2 separate regions of the Mus musculus genome follow, and region 1 is linked to region 2. The links are chromatin loops, found by intact Hi-C in ENCODE. Cell type or tissue: heart. All regions are shown on one strand. Each heading gives the region's core, and the rest is flanking DNA. Links, peaks and the distances in the headings are about the cores only.

Evidence for each region. A loop is a pair of places that touch in the nucleus more often than their neighbours do. Peaks named below come from ENCODE experiments on the same cell type or tissue, not always from the same donor. Only the 100,000 strongest peaks of a DNase experiment are listed, where the experiment ranks them.
Region 1: it touches region 2 in a loop (2.8-fold over the local background); 11 of 42 quality-filtered maps call a loop at or near these places.

The regions. Positions count from the first base shown.
Region 1 is chr10:128,139,667-128,155,462 of GRCm38, reverse strand. Rbms2 (RNA binding motif, single stranded interacting protein 2) reads left to right here. Exons shown (of 13, transcript NM_019711.2): 2 at 4,108-4,280; 3 at 8,803-8,861; 4 at 9,699-9,790; 5 at 11,911-12,068. Among named protein-coding and RNA genes, the nearest start is that of Gm51821, 22 kb to the right of the region's middle. In heart, for the core only: a CTCF peak has its summit at 5,792; DNase peaks (open chromatin) are centred at 5,672 and 6,392; H3K4me3 peaks cover 653 bases; H3K27ac peaks cover 1,109 bases.
Region 2 is chr10:128,090,974-128,106,769 of GRCm38, reverse strand. It overlaps Baz2a (bromodomain adjacent to zinc finger domain, 2A), which reads right to left and starts at 13,987. Exons shown (of 30, transcript NM_054078.2): 1 at 13,920-13,987; 2 at 10,247-10,331. In heart, for the core only: a CTCF peak has its summit at 10,044; DNase peaks (open chromatin) are centred at 8,979, 9,419 and 9,839; H3K4me3 peaks cover 1,669 bases; H3K27ac peaks cover 1,654 bases.

The DNA.
Region 1 (15,796 bases), core at 4,707-7,206, 53 kb before region 2:
TTGCTTAGTCCCTGCCTGCTCTGGTCCAAAATTGATTGATTGATTGATTGATTGATTTCCGAGACAGGGTTTCTCTGTGTAGTTTTGTCTGTCCTGGAGCTCACTCTGTAGACCAGGCTGGCCTTGAAACCAGAAATCCACCTGCCTCTGCCTCCCAAGTGCTGGGATTAAAGGCGTGTACCACCACCGCCCAGCCCAAAGATTTATTTATTACTATAAATAAATACACTATAGCTGTCTTCAGATGCACCAAAAGAAGGCATCCCATCTCATTATGGGTGGTTGTGAGCCACCTCGTGGTTGCTGGGATTTGAACTCAGGACCTTCGGAAGAGTAGTCAGTACTCTTACCCGCTGAGCCACTTCGCCAGCCCCTACTTAATTGTTTTTAATAGAATATATTAACTATGCAGAAGAATTTCATTTTTACTTTTTTTTAGGACAGTGTCTGTCTGTCTGTCTGTCTGTCTGTCTGTCTGTCTGACAGACAGACAGGTAGCTCTGGCTGTCCTGGAACTCACTCTGTAGACCAAGCCAGCCTTGAACTCAGCGATTCGCCAACCTCTGCATCCCCTGTCCTGGCCCCTGGCTCTCTATGACATTTCGTACATCTGTATGATGCATTTCTATCACACACACAGATCTGTTACCAGCAGTCCCTTCCCTCCTCTCCGCTGTCCCCCTTTCTATTCTATGTGTCCCCCTGAGCTTCACTAGGGCTATTTATGAGAGTGTGGGTAGAGTTTGTTTATAGACTCATGCGCACTTTACCCGTTGGTATCCCACTAAAGAAAATGTCTGCATTAGCCGTCAGCATTTACCCTCTTCTGAACTCTCTGTTCTTGTCCTTTCAAGGGAAAATGTAGACGTCTTTTTCAAAACCTCTCCCAGGAATTGCTTATTGCTTCATGTTCTTTTAACCACTTCGCTTGGATCCTTGTTAGCACATACTTTTCTTTCTTAAGACTTATTTATTTATTTTATTTATTTGAGTACATTGTAGCTGTCTTCAGACACACCAGAAGAAGGTATCAGATCTCATTACAGATGGTTGTTGGCCACCATGTGGTTGCTGGGAAATGAATTCAGGACCCCCAAGAGCAGTCAGTGCTCTTAACCGCTGGAGCCATCTCTCCAGTCCCCATACTTTTCTTTCTTTCATCTATTTTTATTTCATATGCATTGATGTTTTGCCTGCATGCATGTCTGTGTGAAGGGTGTTGGGTCCCCTGGAAACTCTTTGTGGGCGTGTGTTTAAATACATTATGGGCAGACATAGTTGGGCACTCAGCCAGTGAGGCTGGCCCAGGAGGAGTCTGAGGTCACCCTGGGATAGCTCACATGGGCTTATATGAGTAGTATGGACTACAAAGACACTCAAACAAGCAGAGATTCGCAGAAGAGGCTCAGGCCAACCCATCTGCCTGGAAAAGACACTCCCCAACCTACTGAGCTGTCTTCAGGTTGTGCAGTGTGCCTCAGGTGTCCAGCTTTCTGGACACCTATGCTGGGGTGTTATGGCTGTCTTTATTCGTTTCTGCTTCTGTAAGTAGCCCCTCGCTCATATTTCTGCATGTAACCCCCCCCCAAAAAAAAAAACACCTCACTGGTTTACCAAGTCGAATTTCGAAAGTTGAAGGCCTGCTTAGGCAACATAGTTCATGCCTCAAGCTAAAAAGTAAAAAGGACTGAAGATGTAGCCCTTCCCTAACATACAGCCAAGGCCTGGGTTCAATCCGCAGCACCACACAAATCAGAAGGCATTGTGAGATATTCCACCTGTTCTTTTAATCGTTCCTCACGGGGTCAGTCAGTACTCACATGGAGTGGGCAATTTAATAATTCACTGAATGACTGAAATAGCCCAGAGGGTCTCATGAGCAATTAGTGGGGAATCTGTTACTGCACAGAGAATGTGAACCTTCCCTTTTTTTGGAAGTATTATGACTGGAACACAAGCAAAAATAGTTATGTTGCACAACCTAGAGGCCACTAGCTTCGGGACATATCGTATGGATCGTTCATATGCAGGTTGCCATCATAATTATAAAGTCAGGTCACTTGGGTGAATCTGTGAGACTGTAGGTTTAAAGAATATGATAATATATTCTATAAGTTGATTTCTCTCATCTTCACAAATACCTATGCCTGCTATGAACCAGGAACTATGGCTTCACATATGGGAAGGCTTTTCTCTTGCCCTAGTGGTTAATAATGAAGTTAAGGGCCTCAGGTTGACAATGAATTTGGTGACAAATGAGTGGCTACCAGAGCTTTGAATTGTAACCAGGTGTGGTTGCATACATAAGCAATCTCAGCATTGAGGAAATGAAGCCAGAGGTGTTAAAAAACTAGCCTGAGATATATGGGGTCTTTAAACAGGAAACAACACAAGGATTTTTGAATCATATGGGTTTAGTTTAGGGTGTAGAGCAAACTATAGCTCTTTGGTATTCTTCCCACTTCCTCTAAGAGTATTCAGTTTCCTAGTCGCTCACACATGCAGCCTCGTTTTCTCTAACCTATTAGGTGAACATACTTGGTTTGTGTCATCTTTCTGGGAAGTCAATTACTTAGGGGATTTCTCGGTGTTTTGTCTCTTGGACTCTCTTTTATTGTTTGCTTTTTACCATGTAGCCTTGGCTGGCCTGGAGCTTACATTGTACATCAGGCTGTCCTGAAACTCAGAGATCCTCCTGCTTCTGCCTCCAAAGTACTGGTATTAAAGGCTTGTGACACCACAGCAGGGCGTTTTTGTTTGTTTGAGAGGGGGTCTCTCTGAACCTAGAGCCTGAGCCTGGATTTGGCTAGCCTGGCTGGCCAGTGAACTCACCTGTCTCTGTCTTCCTGTGTTGGGATTACCGATGTGTGTCACCCAGCTTTCTGCATGGTTGCTAAGGGTCTAAACTCAGGTCCTCCTGCTTAGATGATAAGCCCTTTATAGCTGAGCCATCTCCCCAGCCCCAACATTTCTCCTTACTATCCAAGTTTGCAACAATGTTCAACTACCTATAAGTATCATGTGGGACTCTTTTCTGTTGCTGCTTGAATATTTTTGTGATTACATTTATTTTTATCCTTTATGGTTTCATAAGTTCTGGACTTGAGAGGCAGACATTAAATTAACCATGTTCTGCAACATATTTATGATTACAAACATCCTGCTATACTACAGGGCACCCTTTTCCCAAACAGGGTTATTGTATTCTTATTACTCCTGGCTGATAGGTAAGATAGCTATGCATTCTATTCTTTTATAGTAGAGGAATTCTTATGGATTTTATAATTATTTAATTTTGTTTGTTTGTTTGTTTTCAAAACAGGGTTTCTCTGTGTACCCCTGGCTGTCCTGACACTCTCTCTGTAGATCAGGCTGCCTTCAAACTCACATAGATCCACTTCCCTCTGCCTTACAAGGGCTGGGATTAGAGGTGGGATTAAAGGTACCACCAATGCTCTGCTAAATAATTTATTGTGTGCATTTGTGCATTCAATTGTGTGCACATGTGAGTGTGTATGGGCATGCACAGTGCACATGTGGAAGTCAGAGGACAACTTCTAGGAGTCTATTTTTCTTTCTTCCTTTCTCTCTCTCTTTCTCTCTTTCTTTCTTTCTTTCTTTCTTTCTTTCTTTCTTTCTTTCTTTCTTTCTCTCTCTCTCTCTCTCTCTCTCTTTCTTTCTTTCTTTCTTTCTTTCAAAGATTTATTTATTATTATATCTAAGTACACTGTAGCTGTCTTCAGATGCACCAGAAGACGGTGTCAGATCTCATTACAGATGGCTGTGAGCCACCATGTGGTTGCTGGGATTTGAACTCAGGACCTCTGGAAGAGCAGTCAGTGCTCTTAACTGCTGAGCCACCTCTCCAGCCCAGGAGTCTGTTCTTTACCCCCATGTGCATCAAACTCTGCTCATTACGTTTGGTGGTAAGCACTTTATGCATTGAGCCAGTGAGATGACCTATCTTCTTATTCTTTTTAACTGCTTTACTCCCCTTTGAGTTCATTGCTGTTAATGTTTTGTATCTATTTCCAGGATGTCTTCTTCAGTCTCTAGTGTGTAAATGCACAGTCTCTCTGACCTTCTGATCTTCGTGTCTCCCTGCAGCTATATGTGGCTCAGCAAATGGCACCTCCAAGTCCAAGGAATAGCACCCCCAACAGCAGCGGCGGAGGCGGCGGCGGGAGTGGTGGGAACGACCAGCTGAGCAAAACCAACCTGTATATCCGAGGACTGCAGCCAGGCACCACTGACCAGGACCTTGTCAAGCTCTGTCAGCCGTGAGTTGCAGCCCCAATACAGAGGCTTCCAGGGATAGCACGGATTCCCAGGCGCTGGCTTCTTGCCACATGCTCTTAGGGAGAATTGCAATAGTATTACACTTCTACCCCACAGTCACAGGCACATTCCAGGGCGCTCACGTGCCGCTCTTTTGAGTTTTGTTGTTTTGAGTCAGCATCTCATGGATCCTAGCCTGGTTTCAGATAAGATCAATGTAAGGGAGAAAGGGTTTCTTTGCGCTCAGAGCTTGATCTTCTCCTGGGAAGTCCAGGTGAAGGAGCTTGAGGAAGCTGGTCATGTCACATCCATGAAAGGGAAACGGCTGCTTGCTGCTGTGGCTCAACTCCCTTTCTGCATTTCCTAGTCCTGGATTCCAGCCCAGGACCTCAGTGCCACAGTGGTTAAGGCCCTCACAGGCATGCTAGGTGCCTGTCTCCCAGGTACCTCAGATTCTGTCAAACTGATAATTACCACTGACCCTGACATAGTTTGACAGAAATATCCCCTTCATCTCCATGGGGTGAATGTATTTTTTTAAAGCAGGGTATCATGCAGTCCAGGTTGGACTTGAACTCCTTGTCCTTCTGTGTCTACCTCTGGGGGTAAAGGCATTTCCCACCCTACCTGGCTATAGCAGCTTTTTATTTTATTCATTCATTTTAATTTCTAATCCATCTTTATTTGTATGCATGTTTATGTGCTTGTGTGAGTTTATGTGCACCATATGTATCTGCAGCCGGAGGGCATCAGATGCTCTGGAACTGGAGTTATAAGCAGGTGTGAGCCACTTAATGTGGATGCTGGGAATTGAACCCAGGTCCTCTGGAAGAGTAGCCAGGGAGTGCTCTTCACTGCTGAGCTATCTCTCCATCTGTTCTTGTTTGTTTATTGAGTCGTCCATTCTGTTGTTGAAAGTATTTGTATTGTTGCCAGTCTATGGCTATTATGAATGCAAACTGTATGACAGAAACTTACCCCTTGGTGTGCGTGCATGCCTGTGTCAAAATCAATCAAAGAAGCAGGGCTATAGTGGCGCCCAACTTTAATCCCAGCACTTGGGAAGCAGAGAAGACAGGTGGATCTCTGAGTTCTAGGCCAGCCTGGTCTGCAGATGGAGCTACGGGACTACACAGAGAAACCTAATCTCAGAAATAAAATAAAATAATAAAATAAAATAAAGGAAGAAACAAACCAGTCAAACAAAAATGTTGGAGTAAGTGCAGGGAGAAGGCATGGGTTGGGTGGAGCCTGATAGAGGAGAGGGAGGGGCCCAGCCTATCTGAGAAGGGCGGGCTCTCCTGCTCAGAAGGACTTCCTGCCAGTGTCCCCGGGATCTCTTCCTGGGTTGCTGGATCCCAAACTCTGGTGGGCCGGAAGGGGAGGTGTGGCCTGGGACTAGAACTTCTGGTTCTCTGGAAGGGGCTCCTGTGGAGGAGGAAGCAGCACTGACCCAGCTGTTGCCAGCTGCAGTGGAAACTCTAGCTCAAAGTCTCAGGCTGCTGGGCTGCAGCAGGCTCCACCCTGGGGCCTTGATGGGGATAGCAGCTCGAGTGTCCTCTGGCCGACAGTCATTCCTTATGACTCTTTGCCTCAAAAGACCCAAGGACCACCAGTCCCCGCCTCCTTTTTCTTTTCTTTCTTTCTTTTTTTTTTCTCTCAGCCTCCAGGGCATTCTCCAGCTTATTTTGTCTAATCCTCTGGGTTCCGAAGCTGCACTGAAAAAGCTGAAGGGAGAGAGGCAGCCAGGGGCAAAAACAAACTAATCAGGCATCCATGTTCTTTAGGAATAAGAGGATAGATTTTTTTTTAATGCTTTCTGGAATATTAATCTCAAATTTAGTTTCTGCCAACTGTTTCTCTTCAGCCCTTGAATTTCTGACTTTGTTCAGGGCTGCTGTTCTGTCTCTGACATTTTCACACTTCTGGGATACTTTTTCCTTGTAGGATACTTCTGACCCAAGATCTGTACTGCTTCATGACTAGAGCTCTGCCAGCTGTCCAGGCCTCTGCTGCCAACAGGGTTTTCCAAAAAGCTGGAAAACACAAATCTCATCAAATACAAAGTGAAAACTTGTCACAGACTAATTTAACTCATTCCTAAAGGAGACAAGATGGAAAAACCAGGTCAAAGAGCACGAGGAGATACTTGTTGGCACTGAAATGTTGGGATAAGGTTGCCGTGATGAGGCCAGAACATAGGAAGCCACGGGACTTGTCTGAGATCAGTTGTACTAGAAAGTAGCAGAGTTAGGATTTGAGCCGAAGACATTTGGATCAGGCTGGCCTCATCAAGGGACCAGTAGAGCCTTGGGTGTAGGGGTCAGAGGAAGCATTGTCGTGATGATGATTTAAAGATTTATTTATGTATATGAGTACACTGTAACTGTCTTCACACCAGAAGAGGGCATTGGATCTCATTACAGATGGTTTGAGCCACCATGTGGTTGCTGGGAATTGAACTCAGGACCTCCAGAAGAGCAGTCAGTACTCTTAACCACTGAGCCATCTCTCCAGCCCCTTATTATTTTTAAGATGGTCATCTTTAATTGTATTATTTATGAGTGTGAATATTTTGCCTGCATGTATGTCTGTGCACTGTGTGCATGCATGCATAGTGCCCACAAGACAGTTATGAGCCACCATGCGGGTACTGAGAATCAAAACCAGGTCCTAGTGTACTTAGCTGCTGAGTCATCTTTTTGGGTTTATTTTTATTATTTTTAATAGGATGAATGGTGTTTGTCTAAAAGAAAAGTAGAATCAAGAATTATTTTTGCGAGCCGGGCGTGGTGGCGCACGCCTTTAATCCCAGCACTTGGGAGGCAGAGGCAGGCGGATTTCTGAGTTTGAGGCCGGCCTGCTCTACAGAGTGAGTTCCAGGATAGTCAGGGCTACACGGAGAAACCCAGTCTCAAAAAAAAAAAAATTATTTTTGCTAGGTGGGTGGTGGTTGTGTATACCTTTAATCCCAGCAGAGGCAGGTGGATCTCTGGGAGTTTGAGGATAGCCTGGCCTACAGAGTGAGTTTCAGGACAGCTAGTGCTACAGAGAGAATCAGGACAGCTAGTGCTACAGAGAGAAACCCTGTCTTGAAAAACTGAAGGAAAAAGAAAAGGTTATTTCTGATCCTCAAGGAATCCCAACAGAGCTCTCAGCCTTCAGACACAGGCTTTATGTGTGGGCCAAGCTTCTTTCCCCAAAAGTGTCTTAAAATGGACAAATGTGTTGGTATTGTAAGAGCTGCAGTCACTTTCAGGTGGTGCCTTTGTGGGGTTAGGGTTATATTAAGGACACTGTGACAGCTGACCTTATCGAGGATCACTATAGTGACTTTTCCCTTTGTGAGGACAATATCCCTGACAAACAGCAATTTCAGTGAAGAAGACTTTGTGTTAGCCACACTTTGAGGGGAACATACAGATCATCATGGTGGGTAGGATCTGTGGCAAGAGATGGTCACACTGATGTCAACAAAGTAAAGGGCAGCCAGGGAGGTCCAGGCTGTAAAATCCCTGTGACCCATTCACTCCAATGAGGCTGTACCCCTTACAACAATGTCAGCAGCTGGGGACCAGTCCTCAGCCTCGGGACATATGGGGACATTTCCAATGAAAACCACACCAGCCCTTGAGATTACTGAAGTACACATCCAGGTGTGCCGGGGTCGATAAAAGGAAGCAGGGAGATCTTCCATGAATATAGGCCGGAAGAGAAGGGGAAATAGATGTTTATATCCCCCTCCCTCCTTTCCCCATGCTAGGAGCAGTGCTTCATCCTCTCTGCTGTGCTGGACTGAAACCATGAGCCAAAATCAAAGTGTTTGTTTGGTCATTTTGTCGCAGGGATGAAAATTAACACAGTAGTTTGTTTTGTTTGTTTGTTTTTAGACAAAGCTATATAATCCTTATTGTCCTAGAACTCATTATATAGACCAGGCTAGCCTGGTTCACCTGCCTCTGCTCCTGAGCAGAGGGATCAAAGGTGCCCGCCACTACTTACTGCACAAGTAGCATTTTAAATTGACTAAGGGTTTTTTTGTTTTGTTTTGTTTTTTGTTTTTTTTTGTTTTTTTTGTTTTTTTTTTTTGTTTTTTTTGAGACAGGGTTTCTCTGTGTAGCCCTGGCTGTCCTGGAACTCACTCTGTAGACCAGGCTGGCCTTGAACTCGCCTGCCTCTGCCTCCTGAGTGCTGGGATTAAAGGCATGCGCCACAACGCCAGGCTGGGTTTTTACTTTGTTTCCATGTAATGACTAGAAAAACTAGCGGAGAAAGAAAGGGCTTGGAGTAATCTAGATGATGCCTTAATCTCTATCCTGGCTGTCCTGGAACTCACTCTGTAGACCAGGCTGGCCTCTGATTCACCTCTGCACCTCTGCCTCTACCTCCTGAGTGCTTGGTTCAAAGGTGTATGCTACTGCACCTGGCTCTTCTCTCTGCAGTTTGTAAGCCCCGCCCCGAACAGCCCCCACCCCCACCCCCCCCCAATCACAGATCATCACCTTGTGTTTTCCTTTTCCTTAGGTATGGCAAGATTGTCTCCACTAAGGCCATCCTGGACAAGACCACAAACAAGTGCAAAGGTGAGAGAGAGACCAGCTGCTCTCTGCACCTCTGTCTCCTCCTGCTGGGAGGCTGGGCAGACAGCACCTGGGAGGGGCTGGGAGGTTTGGGGCCTAAAGACCAACATGTATTTAGACTCACTGGTGGCTCGAGAGCTAGAGCTGAAAATACTGTTAGGGGCAGTGCTGGCAGAAGGAAGGAAGGCTGTGTGGTGTGCCATCCCTTCTCAGCTCCCTCTGGGTGAAGTGTCTTTCCCCAGGTGGGAAGGTGCTGGGAGAAGTTTCTCAAGGTCTATGTAAACACCTTTTCTAGGATTTGGGGGAACTGCCCAGTAGGTGTTCTTTTTCCGATGCTGAATAGTTGGGGGTGAGAGGGAGGGCGGCCGGGGGGGGGGGGGGTCAGGGGGGTGAGGGGGCGTGTGTGTGTGTGTGTGTGTGTGTGTGTGTGTGTTGGACATCTCTGAGAAGGGCAGCTTCCATCTGGTACCAGCTTGCTGTGCTGTATTCCTCCCTCCCTAGATTTCTGGGGGCTTTCTGCAGAGGAGCTGGAGGGCCTTTAGACATGCATGAGGGTATAGGATTTAAAACCAGGTCTGAAGCTCTAGGTTCTTTCTTAATGAGGAGAAAGGCAGAATGCCAACCACAAGGTGTTCTCATGTCCCTGGGCGTCCTTAGCCACAGAGTGGGTCTGAGCTCTGGTGAGGGGTCCCATGGACAACTCTCAGTCTCCCTTCCCCCCCAGCCCCCACTCCATCATTTACATAGTCCATACCTCTTCTTCTGTCTCCTGAAAAGCCTAGGCCTCCCACCTCTCTTATACCTCCCACCTCCCGTGACGTGACGCTGTTTCCCTTCCAGGCTATGGCTTTGTGGACTTCGACAGTCCGTCATCAGCACAGAAAGCTGTAACTGCACTGAAAGCCAGTGGTGTGCAGGCACAAATGGCAAAGGTAGGGTAGTGCCCACCCCCTCCCCAGCCCCATCTGCCTCTCCAGGGATTACAGTCAGCAGCAAAGTGCCAGTTTCAGCTATGTCGGAATGTTGAGGAAAGTGAAATTGATGAGCAAGAATTGTCTACAGTGCTCAAGTGTGTGAGTGTGTGTGTGCATGTGCGAGTGTGTGGTGTTTGTGTGTGTGTGCGCGAGTATGTGTGTGTGTGTGTGCATGTGTGTGCGTGTGTGTGTGTGTGTGTGTGTGTGAGTGTGTGTGTGTGTGTGTGCATGTGCATATGTGTGTGTGTTCATGTGCACAGCAGTGTGGAGCCACCTGATGTGAGTGATGGTGATTGAACTCAGGTCCTTGCCATCTCTCACCCTCTGCAGTGCTTTCTGGTAGCATCTGGACACAGGCATGACAGGCCAGGGTCCACCTGAGCTGCTAGAGAAGACTGTGCAGTGTGTGGCAAGCAGGAGAGCCAGGCCTCTCGGCACTCCACCCTGGCCCCACTTTCCTAGGACAGATGGTTCTAGTTTTGCAACATTCTCTGAAGCCCAATTGTGCAACTTAGGTTCTGAAGAGTGCTTTCCATGACCTGCCACTGCTCCCGTGGGACAGGGAGTGAGCTGGGGAAGGGGCTGAGGGAAAGGGAGGAAGCTACAGCAAGAAAGGAAGAGAACTGTACCTTCTGCTTTGATTTCCCTAGAGATGAAAATGTTGTATGCTCACTCTCCCCCATGTCAGTCTCTAGAAAGCTAGAAGCCTTTCTGAAATCCTTTCAACCATACTGAGGCACCTTGAATACTCTGAAGAGGCTGATAAGGGTAGAGTTACAGTGGGTTGTACATCACCATGAGGTGCTAGGAATTGAACTCAAGATCTCTCAGAGAGCAGCCAGTGCTTTTAACCATCGCTCTAGCCCCAACATAGCCATTCTTTTCTCTAAAGGTTAAAGGGGAAATGAAGCTGGGTGTGATGTCTCAAGTCATTCCAGCACTTGGGAGGCAAAGATAGTGAGAGTTTGTTTTAGGCCAGCCTGGGCTACAGAGTAAGACCTTGCTTGTCTCAAAAGAGAAAAGGAGAAAGAGAAGAGGAGGAGGAGGAAGAGGAAAAGGAAAAGGAGGGAGAGGAGGAGGAAGAGGAGAGAAGGGCAGGAGGTGAGTGGATTGGAGAGAGTACACTGGCTGTTCTTCCAAAGGTCCTGGGGTCAATTTCCAGTACCCACCCCGGTACCTTAAAGGCATCTTAACTCTAGTTCCAGGGAAGTGCCCTCTTTTGGTCTTTCTGGATGCTTATATGCACACCATACACAGACATACATACAGGCAAAAACAAAAAACAAACAAACAAACAAAACCACCCATAGATGTAAAGTAAAAAATAAATTTTAGGTGGAAAAAAAAGGGAAAGAAACGGAAGTTGAAAGTGGGATTAAGGTTGCTGAAAAGGACTGACTAAAGCAGTGTAATGATTGACAGGCTTGAAAACAGCTCTGGAGTGGGTGTTGTGCACACACCTGTGATCCCAGCACTTGGGAAGGAGACAGAAGGATCAGGAATTCAAAATCAAGCCCTTAGGCAGAACTGTCATTGAGCCCTCCAGGAACCTCCACCCTGCCCCTAGTGCAGCCTCTCCCTGGGGCTCCCAAACACCTTTGGGGTAAATCACTGCACAGCACACCCTGCCCTTTCTGTTTCCTTCCTGCTGCCCTCCCTGCTTCCCTCCCATCCGCCAGTGACCAGGTAGCCCCCTTAGCCGAGTCTGCTGTGGCAGAAGAGAGGGAGAGAAATCATTCTGAACTGTGGAGTTGACAAGTCAGGAGAAAGGAATCTAACCTCAGGGCCAGGCTGCAGGGCAAGAGGAAAACTTGTTCTGCCTGCTTCTTAAAGAGACAGCTGGTAGGTGGCTTGTGTTACTGGATTGTACAGCAGTAGACGTGGTAAATATTATAATCTCTCTTCCTGGACTAGGTGTGTAGTACACGGTGACAGTTCTGGGTATTACAAACAGAAGGTTCTCTGTGTTTGGATCCCCCCCTTAATGCTTCTCTTCTCAAATGTTATTCTGTGCATGAGGGCTGAGGATGGGATGGGGAGCAAGATGTGAGCCTCAGTTTTCACCTTCGTGTCCATAGCAACAGGAGCAAGACCCTACAAACTTATACATCTCAAACCTCCCTCTGTCAATGGACGAGCAGGAACTGGAGGGGATGCTGAAGCCCTTTGGCCAGGTCATCTCTACTCGGATCCTTCGAGACACTAGTGGGGCCAGCAGAGGGGTCGGCTTTGCAAGGTAAGGGATGACTGAGAGTGGCTAGCAAGAAATAACTTAGGAAACAACACATACACACACAGATGCACATACAGATGCGCACAGACACACACGCACAGAATCACACACAGACACACACAAATACACACAGAGATACACACATACATACACATATAGACACATAGGCGTACACACACACACACAGTGCCCTTCCCCTGAACTAGACCAAAATAATTGTCAAAAATACCTAATAAGCCGGGTGTGGTAGCACACGCCTTTAATCCCAGCACTTGGGAGGCAGAGGCAGGCGGATTTCTGAGTTCGAGGCCAGCCTGGTGAGTTTTGAGACAGGGTTTCTCTGTCTTGAAAAACCAAAAAAACCCCAAAACAAACAAACCTAATAAGAGGCAGCAAAGTAGCTCAGCAGGTAAAAGTGCTTGACAGCAAACCTGGTGACCTGAGTTTGATCCCTGGAGCCCAGACGGTAGAAGGAAAAACTGACCCCAGAAGGTGGTCCTCTGACCTTCACATGTGCGGCAGCTTCTGCACATACATAATACATACATGAATGCAAGTTGTCTAAACCCTTGGTAGTAAATCGTGTGTGTGTGTGTGTGTGTGTGTGTGTGTGTGTGTGTGTTGAATATTAAACTAAGGGCCTGGCACATAACAAAAACTGCCTGCAATCCTCCTGCCTCTGCCTCCCAGACGCTGGGATTCTAGGCATGCTCCACCACGCCTCACCTCATGGATGTCCTTCGGCTTCCTTTCCCATTGCCTCTGCTAACCTAGCTTTTGTTCGTCCGATTCTGTGCCCTTACAGCTGACCATTCCCACTCCACACCTCATTTAAACTCTGTCAGGCCTGGACCTAGTCCTCAGATCAGTAGGATGAAGTGGAAGATTTGCTATGCTCTCTGGATCTTCAGGGAGACTTCTATCCTAGAACAACCTGTGCAGTGGCTGCCCTGTGTTGTAGGACATTGCTGAGCTTTAGCGTTCTCTGTGGAGTTTGATTACCCAGATCTCTCCTTCTCTAGGCTGCCCTCTCCTGGGCTCATGTGTCATGGAGCTTCACCTGATCTTAGCCTACCTAAAAATGACTTACTTTTTTAAAAAAGATTTTGCTTGGGTGCTTACATGGTTGATCAGCACGTAAAGATGCTTGCTGTTGAAGCCTGCCAACATGTTTGACCCCCCCCCACCACTCACATGACTACACACACATACTGATGTTTTTATAAAAAGACAAAGAAAGTGGGGGGGGGAGTTATGTTCTATGGAGGTATAGTCAGGTATGGGGGGGAGGGGGTACCTTGGTGGGCCCATGCTGAGGCATCCCTTCCCCCTGAGGGAGCAACCACATGATGGTATAGTAATAGAGTTTATTAAGGGCATGGGAGGGGGGAGTTAAGAGGGTAGTAGAGGCAGAGAAAGGCAGAGAGAAGAGAAGAGAAGTAGAGGAGAAGAGAAGAGAAGAAGTAGAGGAGAAGAGGCTGCCATGAGCACGTGGAGAGATGGAGGGGAGGGAGGAGAGAGAGGAGAGGACAGAACATGAGCAAGAGGGAGCAAGCAGCTCATCAGGCATCCCTGGGTGTTGCCAGGTACTGTGGGGTGGAGCATCCCTGGCTGTTGCCAGGTAACTGTGGGATGGATCTTAGAGAGAATGCTAACACATACAAAATAAATACATGTGAAACATTGTTGCAAAGACTTTTTGTTTTGAGTGGCGGAAAATCTCTGCAAGTTCAAAGTGGCCATATCTGAAAGAATGTGAGTTCCAGGCTAGCCAGCACTAACTACATCATGAGTCCAAGCTCAAGACAGGGTGGTAATGTAGCTCTGTGGGTAGAGTGCTTGCTTAGTAGGCATGGGACCCCCCCCCCCAAAATTTGATCTACAGCATGGAATAAAATGGGTATCTAATGACATTTTAGCACTTGGGTTGTGGAGGCAGGAGAATCAGAAGTTGAAGGTGAACCCCTCAAAGTTTGTACACACCTGTAACCCTTGTGCTTGGAAAGTTGTACATAGACTGTTTACAGTCAGCCCAAGTTGATTTTTGTTTTTGTTTTTGCTTTTGTTTTTTTTAAGAGTCTGTCTCAAAATCAACAGTGGAAGTCAAGCAGTGGTTGAGAGGGCAGATGCAGGAGGATCTCTATGTGTTCAGGGCCAGCCTGGTCTATAGATCACGTTCCAGGCCAGCCAAGGCTCTGTTACACAGAAAAACTCTTCTCTTGAAACAAACAAACAAACAAACAAACACCAAAACAACAAACTATTCAAGGCCTGATCTGTAGCTCAGATGAGAGGGATCACTTGGAATTCAAGACCTGCCGAATTGAGAGTGAGACCCTAGCTCAATAAACAAACAAATAAATAAAATATTGAAAAATCAAACAAGTGAGTTTCACTTGAGAGGAGAGTCTGTTAGTTGTTAATTGTTTTTAGCTTAAAGGTCTGGGTTTTGTGTTTCAGTCTCTTAGCCTGCTCAGACTGGGAGTGAAGTGGGTTATCTTGGCCCATCACAATCCTGACATTTGGAAGAGGATGGGGAGCCCCTGGACTATGTGAGATACCGTCTCAAAGAACAGCCTCTCCAATAAAATAGAGGCTGTGGCTAGAAAAATACTAGTTCTGAATAGGCTCAGTCTGCGTAGCGCCACCTAATGTCAACCTTGGGTAATACAAGAGGAAGAGTCTTGGACTTGTGTTCTTCCACTTTCGGCTCACACACTGTTTGCTTGTTTGTTTTGCTTTTCGAGACAGGGTTTCCCTGTGTAGCCCTAGCTGTCCTGGAACTCACTCTGTAGACCAGGCTGGCCTCCAACTCAGAAATCTGCCTGCCTCTGCCTCCCGAGTGCTAGGATCAAAAGCGTGCGCCACCACGCCTGGCCCTTTTTCTTTTGTGATGTGTCCTGGTTCCATTTTTGTTACTGTGCTTAAACACCGGGACAAAAGGATACTTAGGAAGGAGGGTGTGGTGGTCCCTGTAATCCCAGCACTCAAGAGGCAGAAGTGGGTGGAGTGGAAGGGACAGCTTGGTGAATAGAGTCAGTTCCAGGCTGAAAAAGCTTATACTGAGAGGCCCTGTCGGACAGAACCCAGGACAGGATGAGTTCATGCATGCTTGCTTGCCCGTTTAGGCTCACTTTGCCTTCTCCACTCTGACACAGCTTAGGGCCCCCATCTAGGGAACAGTCCCTGCCTAGGGAATGGTGCCACCCAAGTGAATTAATGGAAGACAGTCCCTGGGAGACATGCTGACAAGCTCACAGTTAAACCCAATACAGGCAGTTCTTCACATAGTTCACCAGCAGCTGGGATTAAATAACTGCCTGTGTTTTGTTTATTATTTTTTTTAAATTTATTTACCATATGTAAGTACACTGTAGCTGTCTTCAGACATACCAGAAGAAGAGGGCATCAGATCTCATTACAGATGGTTGTAAGCCACCCTGTGGTTGCTGGGATTTGAACTCAGGACCTCTGGAAGAGTCAGTGCTCTTAACTGCTGAGCCATCTCTCTGGCCCTCATTTATGTTTCTATTACATTTTATTTGTTAATTTGTGAGTGTGTGTGTGTATGGAGGACAACTTTTAGGAATCAATTTTTCTCCTTTACCATGTCGGTTCCAGGGATCAAACTCATGTCATTAGACTTGGCAGCAAGCTCTCTGATCTGCTGAGCCATCTTGCCAGTCCAAGTATAGAGCTGCTGAAATCCCAGCATGTGAACACTGAGACAG
Region 2 (15,796 bases), core at 8,710-11,209:
GTGCATCTTCTCATCACAGCCATCCCACTCATTTCATTCCTACATACTTGCTATGTGCTGTACAGTCAATGAGCAAAAGAACAGATTCCATGTTCAAATCTTAGCTCTACACTGGCTTCATTGACTTTGGACAAAATACTTAGAAAAAAATTTATTATGCACTTCTACAACTTGTGAGAGTTAAACAAGAAACTTTATATAAAGGCCCTTGTATTAAATGTTTAGTTTGTTTGATAGAGTGTCAGCCCCTGATAATTCAGACTCCTTAGGATTCAGAGACGTCCCCTGCCACAAACCCTAAGTGTTGGGATTAAAGGTATGTCCATAAAGCCCAGCCATGTTAGTTTTTCTTATTAGACAAAGAGTAAAAAGAATGTTTATCTTTTTGTATATGTGCATATGTATTATATATTTATGTAAATATATAAAATTAAAAAAAAATTTTCCCCCAAACAGGGTTTCCCTGTATAGCTTTGAATGTCCTAGATCTTATTCTGTAGACCAGGCTGGCCTCAAACTCAGAAACCCATTTGCCTCTGCCTTCTAACTGCTGGGATCAAAGGCATGAGACACACGCCCAGCTTAAAAGGTACTTACATAACACACACATACAAGCTTTTCGAGATGGGTTTCTCAGTGTAACCCTGACTGTCCTGGTCTTGCAGACCATGCTGGCATCAAACGCAAGAGATCCATCCACCTGCTTCTGCCTCCCAGTGCAGGCACTAAAGGCATGTACCACCAAGCCTGGCTTTTAAAAGGCATGTTTTTAAAACTTATAGTATGATGGGAAATACAAGAGAGATGATGTAGCCAGACTTAATATATAAAACTTAACTCCTGGGCAGTTAGGAGCCCTGACTGCTCTTCCAGAGGTCCTGAGTTCAATTCCCAGCAACCACATGGTGGCTCACAACCATCTGTAATGGGATCTGATGCTGCCCTCCTGGTTTGCCCAAATGTAGTGACCATGTACTCACTCACATACATTGTGTGTGTGTGGGGGGGGGCGGACAAAAACAACTTAACTCCTAGATGTTACAATATAAGAATACAAGAAAGGGCTGGTGAGATGGCTCAGTGGGTAAGAGCACCCGACTGCTCTTCCGAAGGTCTGGAGTTCAAATCCCAGCAACCACATGGTGGCTCACAACCATACGTAACGAGATCTGACTCCCTCTTCTGGAGTGTCTGAAGACAGCTACAGTGTACTTACATATAATCAATAAATAAATCTTAAAAAAAAAAAAAAAAAGAATACAAGAAAATGACAGGCATGGCAGCAAATGCCTTTAATCCCAGTACTTGGAAGGCACAAGCACATGGATCTCCGAGTTTGAGGAGGTCAACTTGGTCTACTTAGCTAGTTCCAGGCCAGCTAGGAATAGTTAGACCCTGGAAAATGTGGGATTACAGGTGAATATTGACATGTCAACTTGCTTCTCAGCATTTAAAAAAACCCTAATGTTATATATATATGTGTGTGTGCACCTAAGTGCATGTGTATGTACACCACACACAGGCCCTTAGGTCAGATGAGGAGCTAGATATCTGGAACTGGAGTTACAGACAGCTATGAGCCACCATATGGTGCTGGGAATAGATCCCAGGTCCTCTTTAAGAGCAATAACGATTGAGGACACAGTGATATAAATGACCCAAGGTAGAGCATCAAGGTTGAGAAACAAGTTGTCCCCATTCTGTCCCACACATCTTGGGAAGCTCCAAGCTTTCTATACTCCCAGTTCCTGACACTGGAGACAGTGGTGACCTTTAAATTTCATACCTTGAGAACTCATCCTCCCAAAGTCAGCTTGTTCCATTAGAGTTCCAGGTGCCAAACTCACATTAAAGGATGCCCTCTTATCTAACCTACTCAAACTTCTTTTGGAACTCAGAATCAGACCAACTAAAACATGTTCTGACTGAGGCTCAATCTCTTGCAAAATGTCCTTTCTTTAACCTCTATTTCCAACTAGAACCCTAAGTGAAGTTGAAGGAAGGTGATGAAATTTTACACTGAGGTAGTAGGAAAGTACTACTCAAAGAAAACTGCATGTCCGGGCAGGTTCTCTACAATCATCTGGATGTTAAGTCTCACCACCATGTTTCCAGAATTTAATTTAACACTAAAGTAGAGAAAGAGCCAAATGATTTACTGCTGAATGTGTGGCGCAGCGTTTTGTTATTACCACTAGAAGATTGGTATAAGCTTATTTTCAGAGAAATATATTCTCTCTCTTTTTTTTTCTTTCTTCCCTCCCTCCCTCCCTTCCTTTCCTTCTTTTTTTTCAGAGATAGGCTCTCTATTTAGCCCTGGCTGTCATGGAACAGCCTATATGTAGACTAGGCTGGACTTAAACTCACAGAGATCCACCTATCTGTTCATCTTAAGTGCTGGAATTAAAGGTGTGTGCTACCACTCACAGCCAGTTTTTCATAGAGATAAAAATTTATACTTGTACCATGTGCACATCTGGTGCCCATGTAGGTCAGCAGAGGACATCAGATGCCCTGAAACTGCTAAAATTAAGAATGATTTTTAGGGGGGTGGAGAGATGGCTCAGTGGTTAAGAGCACTGACTGCTCTTCCGAAGGTCCTGAGTTCAAATCCCAGCAACCACATGATGGCTCACAACCATCTGTAATGAGATTTGACGCCCTCGTCTGGTGTGTCTGAAGACACATATAATAAGTAAATCTTAAAAAAAAAAAAAAAAAAAAGATTTTGAGGGAGCTGGAGAAATGGCTCAGCAGTTAAGAGCACTGACTGCTCTTTCAGAGGTCCTGAGTTCAATTCCCAGCAACCACATAGTGGCTCACAACTATCTGTAATGGGATCTAATGCCCTCTTCTGGTGTATCTGAAGACAGCTACAGTATATTCATATAAATAAAAAATAAAATAATAAAAAAATGATTTTGAACTACCATGTAGGTGCTGGGAATAGAACCCATGTCTTCTTTCTGCAAATGAGCAGAGGTATCTGAAGAGTCCAATAGGTGTTGCACCCATCCCCTGGAGGCAGAGAGAGTTACAGACTATATTGTGAGCTGCCTGAGGTGGGTGCTAGGGTGCTAGAAACTGAACTCAGGTTCTCTTGAAGAGCAGCATGCATGAGCTCTCTCCAGTCCCCCCCCCTTTTAAATTTATTTATTATTATATGTAGGTACACTGTAGCTGCCTTTAGACACACCAGAAGAGGGTGTCATATCTCATTATGGATGGTTGTGAGCTACCATGTGGTTGCTGGGATTTGAACTCAGGTCCTTTGGAAGAGCAGTTAGTGCTCTTAACCGCTGAGCCATCTCTCCAGCCCTCTATTTTGTTTTTAATTCTTTTTTTGAGAGAGCGTCTCACCATATAGCCCTGGCAAGAGTAGAATTCACTATGGAGATCAGGTTGGCCTCAGAAATCTGCCTGCCTCTGTCTGTACCACCATCACAGCCCCCAATTTCATATACATGCCAGAGCTTGTATGTGTCAGTACACGTGTAGATCAGAGGACTTCTAAAACCATTCATCTCTTTTGAAGCAGGGTGCCCAATGATCTTAAGTATACCAATTAGGCTAGACTGGCTGGCCAGTGAGCCTTAGGGGTCTTTCAGTTCTGCCTCCCTAGTGCTAGGTTCACAATCACACAGCACCATGCCTGCCTGACATTTTTACTCGGGTTCTAGGGATCAAATTTGGGTGGCTCATGCCTTTAATCCCAGTACTCAGTCATAGCAGAAGCAGGTGGAAGTTGAAGGTCCGGTCTGTATTTCCTAGAGCCTTCCAAGCTAGCCAGGGCCACACAGTGAGATACTGCCTAAAAAAATTTGCAGGGCGGTGGTGGTGGCACGCCTTTAATCCCAGCACTTGGGAGACAGAAGCAGGCAGATTTCTGAGTTCAAGGAATTTTAGTAGCTGGCCAGTGATGATACACACCTTTTAATTCCAGCAGAGGCAGAGGAAGACATATCTCTGAGTTTAAGTCCAGCTTGGTTTGCATAGTGAGATCCAGGACAGCCAGGGCTACATAGAGAAACCCTGTCTCAGAAAAGAAAAAAAAAAAAAAAGCAAACAAACAAAGGCCCCAAATCTCTTGACTTCTCCTTTCATATACTGCTGTGAACTAAACCCAAGGCTGAGAACTAAACACAAGGATCCTTAATAGACTTGTTAGGTATTCCTTGTAAATAAGATAAAGGAATAGAAAAGTTCTAACAATATTAAAAACTCAATAAACTGAGCTGGAGAGATAGCTCAGTGAAAAGCACTGACTGCTCTGCTAGAGGTCCTGAGTTCAATTCCCAGCAACCACACGGTGGCTCACAACCATCTGTAATGGGATCTACTGTGTGTCTGAAGACAGCTGCAGTGTTCACATACAAATAAAAAATAAAACTTAAAAAAATTGGGAAGAGGCAAGAAGGACAAGTTCAAGGTCATCTTTCGATACATGATCTATTTAGAAACCAGTCTGGATTACATAAGAACCATTCTTTTAAACAACAACAACAACAAAACTAAAGGAATCATATCACATTCTTACACTTCACTGCCAAAGGAAGAGTTTTGTGTAGTGTTTTGATAGAATATACTACCATGTACAAGGTAGGGGAGACAACACAAGACAACACCAAATAGGAAACCGTGGCAGAAGGACTGCCCACTTGGGCTACAGGAGTTGAAAGCCAGCTTGAGCTTGTGTGCTAAAGAGAAAGAATCCCAGGACTAAATCACAGCAGAGGCAGGTAGGGCTCTGTGAACTAAAAGTCAGTCTGGTCTATGCTTCCCAATTTTAAGCTAGCCAGAATCTCACACAATGAGATTATGTCTCAAGCAAACAAACAAACGAAACAGCACTTTATTGACCTATCACCCTAGAGGGGAAAGGGCCCCAAATTTCTTGATTTCTACATTCCTGCTGTGGACTGACCTGAAGGCCCTCTACACACTAGGTAAGAGGCAGATAGATCTCTCTGCATTCAAGGCCAGCCTGGTCTACATGGAGTGTTTCAGGAGAGCTAGGGGTACACAGAAAGACTTACCTGAAACCCTACTGCCGAAATAAGGGGGCGGGGGGGGGGGGAAGAAAAACCCAGAAAACCTCTCTATATCCTAAAATATAAAAACTCACTTTACTGTCTCACTTCACACACAGACAAGATCACACACTATACCAATTAATAACTTTACATCACTCTAAGAGTAGGAGAATAAAAAAGGTTACTACCACCGGGCAGTAGTGGCGCACGCCTTTGATCCCAGCACTCAGGAGGCAGAGGCAGGCGGATTTCTGAATTCAAGGCCAGCCTGGTCTACAGGGTGAGTTCCAGGATAGTCAGGGCTATACAGAGAAACCCTGTCTCGAAAAACCAAAAAAAAAAAAAAAAAAAAAAAAGAGGTGAACCAGGTGTTGGTACACGCCTTTAATCCCAGTGGGGAGTTTGTAGCCAGCCTGGTCTACAGAGTTTCAGGACAGCCAGAGCTACACAGAGAAACCATGTCTTGAAAAACAAAAAAATAAACAAAAAAGAATGTTTTTACCACCAAACTCTTATTTCCACATCTTTTCCCTCTTTTAACTCCAACAAGGAAAATCAATTTCTACAGGCTAAAAACAGGAGAAGTGGTGGGGCTGATGAGGAGACTCAATGGTTAAAGGCACCTACTATCAAAGCTGAATTCAAATCTACATGGTTGGATAGAACTAAATCTTGAAAGTTGTTCTTTAATCTCTACCCACACCCCGTGACAAACATAACTACACCAGTACTATATCTTTTAAATACGAAAACGGTAAAGCATAGCATGTGTGAGACCTTGAATTAAATTCCCAGCGCACACGCACGCACACATAACCAGACAGCTGATATCACTCAGATGCCCTTTACGGTCTTGGTCAGAAGAACCTGCCAGTCAGCATCAGAGAGGCAATGCCCACACACCTGTTTCTGTTTCCAGATTGTCAGCCACCCCACTAAGAGCAATGATTCAATCTTACTTATAAAGATACCATTTTCACAAAAGTTACATAAGCCTGCTCCTACCCTAGATCTTCAATCTATGGACTTATATGCAGACAACAAGTTTCTGATAGAAAAATTGCAATCTTGGAGCTGGAGAGATGGCTCAGTGGTTAAGAACACTGACTGCTCTTCCAGCGGTCCTGAGTTCAATTCCCAGCAACCACATGGTGGCTCACAGCCATCTGTAATGGGATCTGATTTCCTCTTCTGATGTGTCTGATGACATCTACAGTATACTCATATAAGTAAATCTTTAAAAAAAAAAGAAAGAAAGAAAAAGAAAAATCACAATTTCAATGACAGGTGCATGTTTGCAGGGCACTTCAAATGATCTTCACATTTCCATTCTTAGTATTTCAAGTCGTGTCCCTAAGCAAACCCAAATGACAACAAAACAGGATGGAGCCAGGCATGGGGCACACACCTAATCCCATTCTGTGGGAAACAGAGACAAGTACATCTCTGTAAACTCAAGGCCAGCCTGGTCTACATAGAGAACTCCAGGCCAGCTAGGGCTATCTAATGAGACACTGTCTTAGGGGTGGTGGTGGATAGGAAATTTCAAACAAAAAACAAAATGGAGAGATATAGATCATAGTGATATCACTTTATCCTTTAGAGAAAAAAAAAAAATCTCTTGGTTAGACCAGGCAGAGTGGAGTCTGTTCTGTAATCCCAACATCTGAGAGGTAGAAGCAGGATTACTCCCAGCTTAAAGCCAACATAAACTTCAAAAGCTTAGTTCTAGGCCAGTCTGATCCTGGTATAAGAAAAAAACAAAACAAAAAACAAGTCTCTGTGTTGCAATGACAAAGACTTTAAGTCCGGCACTCAAAAGGCTGAGGTAGGTGATCTCGGGAGTATGAGGCCAGCCATGTCTACTCAGGGAGTTCTAGGACCCTGGCTCAAAACAAAAGTTAAAAACAAAACAAAGGGGGCTGGTGAGATGGCTCAGTGGGTAAGAGCACCCGACTGCTCCTCCGAAGGTCAGGAGTTCAAGTCCCAGCAACCACATGGTGGCTCACAACCATCCGTAATGAGATCTGACTCCCTCTTCTGGAGTGTCTGAAGACAGCTACAGTGTACTTACATATAATTAATAAATAAATCTTTTAAAAAAACAAAACAAACAAACAAAAAACCAGGGGGGTGGAGAGATGGCTCAGTCATTAAGAGCACTGACTGCTCTCTTCCAGAGGTCCTGAGTTCAATTCCCAGTGACCACATAGTGACTCACAACCATCTGCAATGGGGTCTGATGCTCTCTTCTGGTGTGTCTGAATGTGAATACATAAAATAAAATAAAGCTCTAAAAAAAAAAAAAAAAAAAATCTCGCCAGGCGTGGTGGCACACACCTTTAATCCCAGCACTCGGGAGGCAGAGGCAGGCGGATTTCTGAGTTTGAGGCCAGCCTGGTCTACAAAGTGAGTTCCAGGACAGCCAGAGCTATACAGAGAAACCCTGTCTCGAAAAAAACAAAAATCTCAGCTGAGCAATGGTGGTACACACACACCCCTTTTTTTAAAATTTAATTTTATTTTTTTCTGCATTGGAGTTTTGCTCATCTGTAGGCCTGTGTGAGGGTGTCAGATCCTCTAGAACTGGTACATAGGGCTGCAGACAGTTGTAAACTGCCATGTGGGAGCTGAGAATTGAACCCCAGTGCTCTGGAAGAGCAGCCAGTGCTCTCATCTGCTGAACCACCTCTCCAGCCCCTGCAGACCAACAATTAAAAATAACAAAAGCACGTTATTTTGGGATGGAGAGATGGCTCCTCAGTTAAGCGCTGTTCTTCCAGAGGACAGGAGTTCAGTCTTCACATTCACAAGACAGTTCACAACTATTTTGTAACCCCAATCCCAGCAATCTAAACCCTGCATCGGGTCTCTATGGGCTGGCTCCAGGCACACCGGTGGTGCACAGGCATACATGCAGCAAAAGACCCATACACATAAAGTACAACAACAAAAATTTTAAGGAAAAAGAAAAAACCCTACCCTTCAAGAAATATTCTTTTGGGGCTGGAGAGATGGCTTAGTGGTTAAGAGCACTGGCTCTCTGCTCAAAGTCCTAAGTTCAATTCCCAGCAACCACATGGTGGCTCACAACCATCTGTAATGGGATCCGATGCCCTCTTCTGGTCTGAAGACTGACAGTATACTCACAAACATAAATGTTTAAAAAGAAGAAAGAAAGGAAGAAAGAAAGCCAGCCAGCCAGCCTTGTATAGACGAAAGTTACATCATGATAGCAAATTCCCCTAATTTGTTCTGTAAAAGGTAAAAAAGTCAACGAGGAGGTTTCCCTGCAGGACTGGACTAAACTCACCACTGAGGAACAAGCTTAACACTCTCGTTAGTAATAATAATCAGTCCCCATCCCTATATACTAATCATAAGTACACATCTTCCCCCTTTCCCTTCTTCCACATCTCATAAGTATCCTTTTCTCCACAAGCTTATTTGCTCCGATGATTTGCAAAAAAGAAAAACTGTCATGCTTAAAAATATTAAGGATCAAGAAAGCCACTCTAATTCCATAAAGATCTCAAGTACTCTTGGCAGCTTTCTACACTCAATCTGCACTGCTTGTTCTGAAGAGTGATCACTGCTCGTGATAACTCACTTTGATTTTCTATGACCTCTAACTTGGTTGGGGCAGGAGTGGGGTCCAGAAGAGACAGTGTACAAAGGAGGACCAAGATCAGTGGGTCAACTATAGTTGACCGACTACTAGATGACAAATGAATACTACAGTGGAAAAAGTCTAACGTTTGGCAGATCCAAGCCTGCCCAGAAGGCTTCAGAAAATGAAACCAAATCAGATTAAAATGGTCATTTCAAAACAACAAGAGACGCAGCATCGAACGCACAGCTGCCATTTCCAGGCCACTTCCTGCGGGAGGCTGGGGGAGGGGCAGTTTGTGTACAGATGGAGGTGGTGGAAGCTATCGCCCCCACCAACACCACTCCCCCCGAAGGATACAAATCCCTCATTCCTGTAAGCTCCACAAAGGATGCCTGCTATTGGCATTGACTTGTGCAAGTCGGGAACGCCGGGAAAGAAAGGGATGATGCGAGAGCACCGTCTCTCTACGGAAACGGGGATCCCCTTTGGAGAGGATTTCCTTGGGAAGGAATCCCTCTTTATTCTTCCCCTCAGTTTTCGGCCCTACTCAAACCAGACGCCAAGTATGAGTTGTATCAACCCCCATCTCTAGAGTCAGGGATTCTCCCGGGGCTCCAGGGCCCCAAGCCAGGCCAGCACGACCGACAGCCAGGCCCTCTCCACGACCCGGAGAACAGAAACCCGAGGCTCTCCGGGGAGTCACCGCGGAGTCACCCCCACTCACCGCGGCCGAAACCCCCATCCGCACGAGCCTCAGGTGTAGCCCACCGTGGGAAGCCCCGCGTCCATCCCCTGCACGCCCGCGACCCCGCCGCCCCAGGAGGTGGAGCCCTCCCGGGGATTCCGCCGCCACTGGATGGGTCTCCACCCCAGCCGAGCCCGACCGCACCGCCACCTCAGGGGGCCTCGTCAGCCGCCACCCGCGCCCGGCCGGGGTCTCCCAACAGCTCCGGCGGCGTCCCAGCGGGGAGAAGTCCCGGTCACCTGAGGCGCCAGCTGCCTGAGGAACTCCCGCGGACACCGGGCGCCCGACCCTCGGCCCCCGGCCGCACACCCAACAAACCTGAGGCGACCGCGTCCAGCCCGGTCGGGGCTCGCTTCTCCCCGGGGGACGGGCGGTTCACATGGCCAGGCTCCGGGCGCCAGGAGGGAGGAGACTCCCGCGGGAGAGGGGTGCAGGGTGCGGGGTCTGGGAGGGGGAAGGGGGTCGCGGTTCAACCGCGGGGCCTGAGCTGAGCCAACATGGCCGGCGGGGGAGGAGTAAACGGAGGGGGCGGGGAAACGGGGCCGGCAGCACCGCCCTCCACCGCCGCGGCCGCCGGGTCCTAGTGCCCGGCCCCGATCCGAATCTGGGTCCTAGCGCCCAGAATCCCTCCCAGCAGTTCCCTGCTTCACCAGCATCTCTTTGAGGGTTGGAGTCTTGCTTCACGCAGGTCAAATTGAAAGGTGAGCCATATCCCAGGATTAACCATAACGGCTAGAACCCATTTCTAGGACCATTTCGGGGCTGTTTATTTCCTCAGCAGGGTGGTGATGAAAAAGTGGAAGTTGATACATAGGGAGCGATTTTACAGGGATGAAAAGGAAGCAGTATACTCACCTATGTCCTGTAGGGACAACCTGGTCCTGCCTGGATCACTGCTTTCCTGGTGTCATCTGCAGGACCTTGGTCGTTGGAGAGAATCCTGCACATGGGGAAAGGAGACTTGGCTCTGGCTCCACACAGTCAAGATCTGAATCTAGCCTAAATGTGGCCAAAGGGTAGAAGATAAGCAGTAAGATAACCAAAAAACTGACCCAAATATTTTTCTGTTCCCATACCTTTTCTTTTTCTTTTTTGGTTTTTCAAGACAGGGTTTCTCTGTGTAGCCCTGGCTTGTCCTGGAACTCACTCGATAGACTCGCCTCGAACTCAGAAATCCGCCTGCCTCTGCCTCTGCCTCCCAAGTACTGGGATCAAAGGTGTGCGCCACCACCGCCCATCTCCCAAACCTTTTCCAACAAGGCTACATGGCTGTGTTCTTTGGAGAACTGGAAGTCTAGACAGGAATTATGGCTTAGCTTTCATCTGAATGTTATTGCAGGGACCCAAGATGGGAAACAGTGTCGTATGTTACAGCTTTTTCTTTTCAGTTCCTACCTCTCACTCACTAGGTGAAGAACTCAAGACCCACAGAAGCTCCCCGACCTGTTCAAAGTCACACAGTAAATAAAATATGACTAGAAGGGAACTGCATTCCCCTTCCTTCCAATTCAAGACTTCTGGCTTCATAATTCCCATTCAAATCAATGAAATGTAGTTTTAGAATGTAAACAATTGCCTAAACTACGCAAAGCTAAGTCTGAAGACTTAGAAAGAGCGACACACAGAAACAAGATTCTGGCTGGTTTTGAGGGGTCAACAAATACATTTTTCTCTGGGGGATCCCAAGAGCTTGGAAATCTGGGTGTGGACAGAGTCTGATTGAACCAAACCCGCAGTCTAACGCCAATGTCTTTACCCCAGACAGGGATTCTGAGTGTGGGAGATGCTTTACCCACCCATCATTATAAAAAGTTCAGATAGGTTTCAAAAGGAAGATCTCTTTAAGATAAGCCAAAAATGTGGGCTCAGCACATGGTTCCTCTCCCTCAACAGAGCTAAGTAGATTACTAAGGGAAGGAGGAGACAGAACAAAATCTCTCTCCCCTGTCAAAATGAGTTTATAAAGTCAGTCACGGCAACCTACGCCTGTAATTCATTCCTACACTGAAGAGGCATAGAGGAGAGGATCGCCCTGTGAGCTCAAGGCCAGCTCGGTCTACAAATCCAGTTCCAGACTAGTCAGGACTTCATTGTGAGACTTTGTCTGGAAAAAACACAAAAGGACAAAGGTCGCCTGGGGGGATACACCTTATCTTTCCAAAAGCCCACTAACCTCCACGCCCTGGAGAAAGGAGAAGTAAACTTAGGCCAAAAAAAAAGTGTGGCCGGGTGTGGTGGCGCACGCCTTTAAATCCCAGCACTTGGGAGGGGAAGGCAGGTGGATTTCTGAGTTCCAGGACAGCCAGGACTATACAGAAAAACCCTGTCTCAAAAAACAAACAAACAAAAATGTGTAACCCCACCACCACCAAGAAAAAAAAAAAAAGCTTAGGTTGGAACTGGCACCTAAGGGCAGGAGAGGGAAGAGACAGATTTAGAGGAAAGCTGGTATCTTTCTGTCCTCTCCTTTTTCCAGGGCAGATGACTCTTCCTACTTCCCACCCGGGGCTAACCAGTTTGAGACAGGGCACGCAGAGGAGGAGCCTGCGCCAGTCAGACGTCCGTGACCACGCCCCTTCGCTTCATCACCACACACCCACACACACCCACCGCTGGCTCCGGAAGAGCCGGTTACTCCTGTGCCCCACTGTTCCCACCCCTTCCGAGCCCCAGGCCTAGTAACCTCGGCTACTTTTAGGCCCAAACCCTGCCCTGAGCCAGTAAAGAAAGAGGTAAGATAGAAGACCACCAGATATTAGAAGAGGAAAAACAGGGCATAATACGTTTTTTCATCTGGTACAGAAGGGCTCCTATCGCTTTATCCCACCTAGGCTGCGATCTTCCCTACTCTCTGAAGGATAAAGGTGGGCAGGGAATACGCCCCAAAGCTTTTTACTTTTTGCCGGGTGCCTTAACATACAACACTTGTGACCTGCCCCCCACCCCCATGCCAAATCTGAACGCAAAAAAGCGGACTTGATCCCATGTGTCCCCAAACATTTGTCAATCCCCATAACAATGTGGCTGGTTAGCCAACAAGCCTCCCTTCAAGAAGCTACTCCAAAGAGAAAGGGGCCAACGGTCATTTTATTAGCAACCTGTGAGAAGAGTGTCTGGGGAACAGACTGAACCTCCCACAAAACAAGCCAGAGGATGATGAGACGTGAAGTGGCGATAAACACCTGCCACCGCCTTCTCACCCTCCAAGTTCCTGCTGTACCTCCCTGTCTCTGGGTCAGCTGTCATTGTGCCAGCCACTCTGGAGCCAGATGGCTGGGGCTATGAGATGGTGGTATGCATCCTAGCTGTACCTTCCCTTTCCTCTTCAAGACACTCCAAGCATCCAACCTTAAGCACTACAGGACACACACACTGCGCCCTTCCCAGCACCTTTAGTTGTGACTCAGAGTAGTATAAGACAAACCCTGACACCCATTCTACTAATTCTGGAGGCAGGGGCACTAGAGAAGGAGCTCGGGGCTCAGCTGGATGGAAAGAGTATTTCCTATTGAAGGTAGGGTAATTATAAAGACCTCCCACTCCATGACTGAACCGATCTTGCCTTAGCCACAGCTCTTGGCCCTGTAGCAATTCCCATTGGTTCCTTTTCGGCACTCAGGTTCGGAGGAGACAATCTCACCGTATTTTGGTAAGGTTAGGTTCTCTCATAATATGCCAAAAAGATTGTAACCCCTCCCCTTCTCCAAGTGGGTCTGCGCCCCTCGGATTTAGTCTCCAAATTCCCCAACGGACAGCTGGGCATATGATAGGCATATAAGACAGTGACATCTCGGGGTTTTTGTTTGTTTTGTTTTCTGGAGTAACCTGAAATAGAGAAGGTTGGGCTTCCTTTGCCTTACCCAGCACCCCCAATCCCTTAGAGACTTAGCCCCAGTCTTGTTCTGCCGCAACAGCCGCTGAAGCGGAGTATCACAAGGTTCCCGCAGCGCCGCTGCCCCCGGCGCCCGGACTAGGGGGAGGGGCCAGCTCCAGCGGGGCCGAGCGCCCTTCCCACCGAGATCAGGGGGCGGTGCTCGGGTCCGACCCCAAACTCGGCAAGAAAAGCTTTAGGTGAGACTTAGCTGAACTTGAAGGGTGAGCGGAGCAGGGCGGACAGCGCCCGTAACGTGCGTCGTACCCCCCGCCCCCCGCACTACCAGGAGAGGGGTTGGGGTGGCGGTTATCTCCCCCCCCCTCCGGGGTTAGGATGGCGTGGGAAAGCGCTAGTTCCAGAGAAGAGGAGGCGAAACCCAGACCGCGGGAGAGCTTTCTGGCGAGGGAGGCGCGGGGGAGGGGAGATCCAGGGCCGGAATAGGAGGGGTTCCCGGGAGAGGATGGCGGAGAGGCGTGAGAAGCCTCCGGATCCCGGGCGCAGAGGACAGGGGAGGAACGGGCGAGGAGGCAGGGCGGGGGAGAGAGCAAGGGCAGCGGGCGCAGGGAAGGTCAGAGCTTGGATCCCAGGGGAGGAAGCGGCTGCGGGGACGCCCTGCCCTGGACCCCGGGCCTGGAGGCGGATGCCGGGCCTCACCTGAAGCAGGGCCGGGCCGGGCGGCGGCGGCGGCGCAGGTGGCCGAGCCGGGCGGCGGCGCCTCCTCCCCCAGCCCGAGGCCGGCGGCGGAGGGGGGGGGGGCGGCGCTTAAAGGGGCAGGAGCCACCCGGGTGAGGACGAGCGCTCAGGGACGGCTGTCGCGAAGGCTCCGCTGGGGGAGGGGACGGCGGGTGGCGTCTCCTAGGGGCCAGAACCAGGAAGGATCCCAGATGCAGGAAAAGACAGAAACTTCTGCGGCGTAGTTGGGGACAGCGGTGGGTCTGAACTGGAGTACTTGAAGAGCTCTTTTTGCCGGCACGGGGCGCCCAGCTAAGACTTATTCACAAAGGAGGCTGGAGAGACAGTGGGAGCCACAAAGATTCAAGGAGGCCTAGGAGAGCAGGAGAGGGAACTCAAGGCCGAGAGCATGTCGGGGTCACGCACAGCGCCCTGCTAGGTAAACAGGCTTCTCCCGGCCCTATCCGTACTACAGCTGTACAAATCTGGAATCAGGAAACCACAGAGGCAAAACGCTCTCTGTCCTGTCAATGGTGGAGGCCATCCGTAACAGGGTCGTGAGGCTGATGCAGGGCTAAGAATCGACTTTATTCATTGCTCGGTTTGGCCCCAGCCACCACCACCACCCTTGCAGCAACCTCTGGGGCAACAGGAAGCAGCTGCTCAGTGCAGCCCCGACCCGGTGGTGGGTTAAAGGGGGGAGGAAGAAACACCGAGAGAAACTAGGGGGAGGGGAAGCATCTCTTACAAGACCAAGACTGAACTAGTAATGAATACAGTAAAATACTACTTGAATCTCTGCACTTAAATTGGAGCGGGGGGTTCTAGGGTGAGGAAGGAAGCCCTAACCTAAGATACAACCCCAGGCTCTTCCTTAGAGCTGGAGCTTGCCAATGCTCAGCAGCTCACCAGCTAAGCCCCGTGTCCCCCCCACAGTCCGTTTCTCTTCCTTCACTCCCCCAAAAGAGCAAAGGTTAGGCCCCACCCCTGCTGAGTCAGCCAGAGAGGGAGCTGGGCATCCCTCAGGCCTTTCCCAGGGGCAGCTATCATACTTACCCATGTCAGGCTGGCAGGACTCAGGATTAGGACCCAGATTCTCACTGTCCTTGGGTCTTGCTTCAATTGAAGGCTACTGTTGGATCCTGTCCAACTATGGGCTGGGAACTCGCAAACCCCAAAAAAGCCAATGTATGCTTCCTGCGAACGACACAGCCTGAACTGCTGTAGGGTGATGTCCCTGTATGACAGACTGGGGTGGGAGGGAGGAGGGAAGGGCGGGGCTTTCATTGGGTGGAGAGAGGGAGGAGGCGAGGACAGGGCCGACCGGAGAAATATGGAGGAAGGTTAGAACTATATTAATACTTTAGGACTGTGGTTGAAGGGGACAGTAAAGGATGAAGGAAACAAAGAGTTACAGCTAGCGAGAGAGAAAGGTTCTCTACAAACCTTAGAGAACACGAACACCGGGATGGAAATGACCTTTAAAATATCAGTTTCCAAGTCTGTACTTGGGTGACAAAGCAGAAAGAGGTGACCTGTGTACTCTTAGGTCTTTATCAGCTTTTTGCCGACTCGAGTCAGGATCTGGAGCTGTCCCCACCCGGTAACAGCATTTCCCCCAACCCAAGCTCCAAGAGCAAACTACCAAGAACAGGCAACTCAGGGGCGCCACCTTCTGTCCTAATCTTGACACAGGAGGGACTGGAGCCAAGGACGTCATAGACAGATGGAAGCTCAAGCCTCTACTCCACCCCAGGAACCTTTCCCAGAGCCCTTTAGGTCACAGAGCTCAGAATTGGGAGTTGAGCTGTCCAGAGCTCTACCCCAAGTGGACAACCTTACAAGGTGAAACTTATAGA